Linked DNA regions of Mus musculus: region 1 is linked to region 2. The links are chromatin contacts, found by Hi-C in ENCODE. All regions are on one chromosome and are shown on one strand. The core of a region is the stretch at or near the end of the contact, and the rest is flanking DNA. Distances in the headings are between cores, read along the strand shown. Region 1 overlaps Gnas (GNAS (guanine nucleotide binding protein, alpha stimulating) complex locus). Region 2 holds the start of Rbm38 (RNA binding motif protein 38).

Region 1 (3,429 bases), core at 121-2,620, 1.3 Mb before region 2:
GATCCGCCCTTGCTTTTGACATGTAAGAGAAGTTTAAAACTTCATCCCTTTCCTAAAGCAATGTACAAGTGCGGGTTTAAGGGTGCACAGGTCTCTGTCCAGGACAAAGCAGAGCCAGCCCTCTCCCTGTCTGCTTTGGAAGACTCTCATTCATTATTGAGAACTGAGCCAAGACAAGCTGTGGGCACAAAGGGGCTGTTCTTGCATTCACCACTTTGAACAGGAAGCAAAGACGAAGTTCCCTTCCTATCTACTGGGTCTGTGAAACAGAAAAAGTTTGAGATAGCAAACTTTTAGTTTAAAAAAAACAAAAACAAAACAAAACAAGAAGAAAGAAAAGTTGCTCGACTATAAACACAGGAAAATTAACTTTTGCCTTTTGCAGGACTGAGATAATGTAATATGAAAAAGTAATATTAATACTAGTTTGGAGGATTTGGGGGCCAAGGGCCAGAGGGCTGGGAACTCTTTTAAAGTAGACCAACCAGAAAGGAGCATAGTCTATTTAAAGAAAGCCCCTGAGTTTTTTTGTTTTGTGTTTTTTTTTTTTTTTCTCCTTCCCCTTCCTTTTTACCAGTTCCGAGTTAGTCTGGCTTAGAGGATACACTAACTGGCCCAATCAATCTTACATTACAGCACAGGCCCACAAATAGCTCCCCAGCCACCCTGGCCTCCAGCATGTTGCCATGGCAACAGAACCACAATTCTATAAATAGATCCTTAGCACCAAATCTTGTGAGAAGACATCTGGAGTGGGGCCAGCCAAACTGCAGCTCAACAAACACAAACCTGGCAGTTTAAGAACCAACCAGGTCCAGGCCCAGTGCCTCCAGCAAAAAGGCAGTTAGACAAATGAGCGGGCCACTGTGCACTCAGGCTGGGGAGAGGCCTCTTACACAACTTGAAAGTTGTTTTCTTTTTCTTGAAGTTGGTGCCACGTGGTACAGTGTTCAGGAGTAGATTGCACTGCTTTCAACAACAAGACATCCTTAAAGTGGTGTGATCCCCAAAGAACCTGGCTAAATCACTGTTAATCAGTTAGGAAACTGACCCCAGCAATTCCCTACCGGGTAGCTGAGCCTCCTCATCTTGTATCTGTACTTAACTCCTGAATTGGATCCAAAATACAAATCACAAACAATTCCAGGATCTCCATTTGTTTTCTGTTTCTATAATTAGTGCTTCCAGCTTTTAGTACAAACTTTTGAGAAAAATCAGGAACTTTGCTGGAGGAGGTGTGGGGGCTGGGGCCTGTGGGGCTGCTTTTCAGTTCCTTGAAAGAATATATAACTGTGTGTATTAAGTCATGACATGCTATATATGTAGCAACAAGTCCCCATGGGAGAGTGAGCCTAGGAAAGGGTCACTGTCCCCCTCCCATCATGAAGCTGAAGTGCCTTATAAGGTACTGAACAATAAAAAGTCTGTGTATTTTATATGAGGAGGCCAGTATGTGTTTGCTACACTGTGTGCGCCCCTAAATGCTTAGAGTTCATATCCGTGAGTTATACCACTTTATTACAAGTAAGTATTTTGCCTTGCTCTAGCAGGTATTAATTGTTTATGTAAAACAGTATCAGTGGTCTATAAAGTGCAATTAAAAGCTTTATAAAACAAATGAACCAGACTGGAACTCTCTGACTACTGGTGGGTTTGTAGCTTCCTGGCTTCTGAGCTTCTGTTTTGCCATGGGGGGACAGCTACTTACTACTGGGCACAGTCAATCAGCTGGTACTCATTGGAGCGCTCGTAGCAGGCACGCACTCCCTCATCCTCCCACAGAGCCTTGGCATGCTCATAGAATTCCTGAAAGAGAACCCAGGAAAAACGTTGGCTGACAGACTGAGCTCAAACCAATCAGGGACCCCACCCCTGGAATTCTAAGGCCATCGCTCGCTATGTGAGTCCAAGTGTGAGCCCCCGGGTTAACCAGCGCTTGGAAAGAGCCTGCAGTTCTGTTAAACTCCCAGAAATCTATATAATGAATTAGCATGCTTTCATCTCTGGGGAGTGCTCACAGTCTTGGGTGGCTGCTTCTGTTAGTCTTGTGAGGGGTGGGAGCAAACCAAATGAGTAAACTCCCCCTAGAATTATGTGTACAGGAGGGATATGTACTACCCTGTGGGAGGGACATGGGCCAAGGTTAGAATATTGTCCAGATATCAGAGTAGCAGATGTCAATGACATCAGATGCATTGTGGGTAGGCTGCCATTTTGTCTCTGTGAATCATGGGAATCAGATGACTATAGAATCCATGCTGTGTTTCCCTGTTGGGAGGGTTGGTTTTTGTTGTTGCTGTTGCTGTTGTTCTTATTGTTTTAATCAACAGCTATTTTTTTTTTAATGTACCTGCCTGTACTAATTTTTCTCACAAGTTTGTAGCCAAAACCCATCTAAAAAACACAAACCCCACAAAAGCTTAAGAAGAGGCAGCAATGACTTCTTAACTTTAGACAAGTCTCTTCTTTTGGCTTTAAAAATCTTTGCTCCCCCCACGAAGGGTTAAAGTGTACATATGCTTGACGCAGGGCAGTTCTACCCTCTCTAAAAAAAGCTTTTAGAAAGCCAAGAGACCCTTGTCAAGAGGGTCAGGCTCCCGGCAAAGGGCTGATGAGAACAATTTTTTTCTTATAATGTTCCATTTTGTAATTTATGTTTAGATCTGAACATTGGAAGGTGCATATTTGTACTAGGCTGGATTAACTGGACAATTAGGACTTGTGTGCCATGTGTAACAAACATGTGGTTTTGTCTGTCCTCATGTGTATGAGGGGAATAATTGAGCTTGCCTTAGCTCAGGACCTCTCCTCCATAAAAAAAAACTCACTATCTGATAAATGGAGGACTAGGTTGAGGTCTAGAAAAGGTGATGGAACTTTGTTCATCCATTTTGGACAAAGCCCTAATCATGTCTTTATCATCCTTTAGTCTTAGGCATATGCCTGGAGTTAACTTATGCATTCACACGGCAGGTATGTGTCTGGTCACTCTGGCCTGATGCAAGTCTGGCCCTCGTGTTCCCACTGGGACTAAGGTGAGAGGGGCAGAGGAAACCAGGGTTAGGGTGGAGCTTACAGGTGGGAAGTCAAAGTTCGGCACGTTCATCACGCTCAGAATGTAGTCCACTCTGAACTGGTTCTCAGGGTTGGCCAGCTCCACAGGGGGCACCAGGTTGCTCATGGCGGCCACAATGGTCTGAAAACAGTTTAGCAAATTGGTCAGGCGTGGGGGTGGGGGGGGCAGCACCGTGGGGCGAGGGGCTTGCTAAAAGATAAGAGCAAGGAGCTAGACACATACTTCAATGGCCTCCTTCAGGTTGTTTTTGATGTCCTGCACTTTAGTGGCCTTCTCACTACAGTGGGATTGAAAGGAAAAAAAAAAGAAAATCATATTGCATCCTGCCCACCAGGGTGTTATCGTCATTGAGA
Region 2 (3,036 bases), core at 441-2,940:
ACTGGGGGCAAGGTACACACCAGGCTCGAAGACATGTGCTCCCCTCTGGGTTAGAGAAATGCAGTGGGTCTTATCTCTCCCTCCACACCCCCAATACACAATCTAATTTCTGAAAACAGCCATTCCCCAGCCCTGAGAAGAGCTGAGAGGTCCACAGCTGTCCCACCTCAAGGCCTTCCTTCCCACCCACAGCCAGCTACAGCCACTCACCCGTAGGTGCGCTGGATCAAGGTGGGGTGTAGTTGCTGCACACCAACAGCAAAGCCTAAAACAAGAGAGCAGTTAGGAACAGCACACTGCATGGGTAAGGTCCCAGGGCCACACACAGGGAGGGCAAATAACACGCGCCACTCTCCTGGTCAAAGCACATTAAGTCCACAGGCTGTACCAGCTTTTCGGGATGATCCCCTGCCTGGTCGGCATCTGACTTCTTCCCTCCCCAAGAGTAGGAGACTTTGGAAAAAAAAAATCATTATCCCTGGGACCATAAACTGCCGAGAAAGAGGAGCAAGCTCCCAAGCCAGGGGTGGTTGCCCTGGGCTGCCTCTGCAGGCACATGATTGCTGGCTGCCACTCGGGGACAAAGGGGGAGCGGGGGCAGCGTTTTTCCATCAGACAGATACCAAAGCTGAATATAGAAACAAGGAGGGCTGGAAAGAAAACTCAAAGCTCTTACCCGTCTGTAAGCTCCTAGGCTTGGCACCCAGGTAGGCCAGGTTCACATTGGCCTTGCGACCATCGATGATAGGGTTAGGGTCTTTGCAAGCCCTATCAGCCGCTGCCCGATCTGCCATGGTCACCTGCAGGAACACAGAGGGTCAGGGGCTTTGGTGGCTGGCTGAGGAAAACAAGGCAGAGAAGGGAAGGGGGTTTTGCCCGGGCATCGGGCCATCTCTGGGTCTTTCCTCCCAGAAGAGTATCTGGTATTTAGGACCCTTGGGGCACTGTCTTCTCTGCCTCCAGGGCTGCAGCTCCTTCCCCAAAGTTCAAGTGCGGAGTGCCTTCAAGGACAGCGACAATCCCCTAGGAAGTGGAGTAAAGGGAACCTCAAGGGGAGTCCTCCCCACCCCCCCGCTGTCCAGGCCATCAGTAAGTACCGTTAACTTTCTCAGAGAATTAGTTTGGGGACACTAGAGTGGAAGGAAGTGGGAAACCGTCTTCAAGTCGCTGGCGCTAACAGCTTACGCTTCTTTGGGGCAGCTGGAAAGTGTGGGGGAAGGGCCGACGGCCCCGGGAAGCCCCGGAGTCCCGGCTGCGCGCGGCGGGTCTGGGAGGCGGTGGGGGAGGGGCGGCGGCAGGTGCGCGCGCCGCGGGCACTCACGAAGCCGTAGCCGCGGGACTTGCCGGTCTGGCGGTCGGTGATGACCACGGCCTCCTCGATGTCTCCGAAGCCCTCGAAGTACTTTCTGAGCGATGCGTCGGTGGTGTGGTAGGGCAGGCCGCCCACGAAGATCTTGGTGAACGTGGTGTCCTTCTGTGAGCCGTGCATGGCGCTGGGGGCGGCGGACGGCCGCGGAAACACACTCGGGGAGCACGCGGGCTGCAGCAGCATCGGGGCCGCCGCTACCGAGCCGGCCGGCGCATGCGGGGGTGTCCCAGGCCGAATCCGAGTTCCCCACGCTGTCCCGCGCCGCTTCTCCGTCCGCCGCGAAGCGTCTACTCCGCGCCCTGCGAGCTGCCGGCCGCCTTTGTAGCCGGCCACGCCCCGCGGTCACGCCCCTCTCGTTTAAGACACGCCTTTGGAAGCGGGGGCCGCCGGGAATTGTAGTTCTAAGTACGTCCCGCGTGCCAGGACGCGGGTCCGGCGAATGAGGTGACTTAGCCCCTAGGTGCTCGCCGGTATCAGCTTGTCTGTCTCGCGGGGCGCACGGTCCGGTATATTCCAAGCGTTGCTTGATTCAGTGGTTTACACCCGAGCGACTAGGGGTGCAAACGTACTTGTTAAAAGGTCCGAAAAAAAAAAAAAAAAAGGTCCGAAGGAGTGCCTCAGCTACTCATTCGCGAACCCTTGTGGTTTGATCTCCCCATCACAAAAACCTGGCTGGTGACACACACCTGTAAACCCAACACTCAAGAAAGAGAGTCAGTTCAAGGCCACCCTTGGCTATATACTAAGTTTGAGGCCAGCTGGACTAAATCATACCCTGTCTCCAAAAAATAAAAAATAAAAATAAAGGGCAAAGTGAATTTGCCATGTTTATAAAAATAATTCACACGCACACCATAATACATCACACGTACTTTGGCGGTCCTGTGGTGTCAGGGATTCTCTGCTGGGACTTCAACAATGGCATACCCCGGGACACTAGGTAGTCTGTGAAAATGAGGGCTAATCGATAGTGAATACACCTTTTACAGTCTTGTAGAAAGCTAAGAGCTTTCTACTTTCTACTTTCTACTGTGAGGAAGAACAAAGGCGGCTGGGCTCCCATGTCACTGACATGGGACCGCCTGTGGGGTCACCCTTAGCAGGAGAACAAGCAGAAGGCATGACATGGCCTGTGTAGAACGTGGGCCAAGGCTGGGACCATGATGCCAGTCTGCAGAACTCTTCCCCACCAGCGCAAATGCAAACGTGGGGCCCTTGTTAGAGACAGAAATTTCAAACAGCCGAGTGGAATACACCGGTGATCCTAATACTGAGGAGTTGGGAGGGTGGGAGGGTTCCGGGTCCATACCCTGCTACACAGAAAGTCAGAAGCTAGCCTGTATGATGGGAAACCATAAAATAGAAAGAAGAAAATGGGAATTTCAGCACAGAAGCAGGCACGATGCTTTAGCCTCCGGGCCAGGAAGCAGCCCTGATCCTGCGTCCCTCATGTCCCCATTCCTGGTTATCACACTGGGACCTGAAGACCTACAGCTTTTAGTGGGGCTAAAACTGGCCTGGCCCCACTGGTCAAGGCGGACAGTAAGGCAGGCAGCCTCTGGGCAGGTTCAGCCCCAGTCAGTCTAGTCCCCTTCACACAGAGCAGAACTCCGAGCCTGCTGGGGATACCCCTGCCCAGCGCCTCACTCTCTTGGCTTTACCTTCCT

The links. A loop is a pair of places that touch in the nucleus more often than their neighbours do.
Region 1: a loop to region 2 is called in a map of v-Abl transformed pro-B cells, with 4 times the contacts of the local background. The contact joins the enhancer-like site here to the promoter of Rbm38 in region 2. A Hi-C loop is called at or near these places in 2 of 37 maps with a recorded cell type or tissue (T-helper 1 cell and v-Abl transformed pro-B cells).

What each region holds. Positions count from the first base shown.
Region 1 is chr2:174,341,577-174,345,005 of GRCm38, reverse strand. It overlaps Gnas (GNAS (guanine nucleotide binding protein, alpha stimulating) complex locus), which reads right to left. Exons shown (of 12, transcript NM_010309.4): 4 at 3,299-3,353; 5 at 3,077-3,196; 6 at 1,709-1,806. Among named protein-coding and RNA genes, the nearest start is that of Gm30189, 16 kb to the right of the region's middle. Within about 2 kb of position 1,370, at least 1 of the 3 ENCODE cell types and tissues checked has a DNase peak (open chromatin) inside an H3K27ac peak, as active enhancers do.
Region 2 is chr2:173,020,556-173,023,591 of GRCm38, reverse strand. Rbm38 (RNA binding motif protein 38) reads right to left here and starts at 1,690. Exons shown (of 4, transcript NM_019547.2): 1 at 1,322-1,690; 2 at 677-800; 3 at 211-265. The coding sequence starts at 1,552.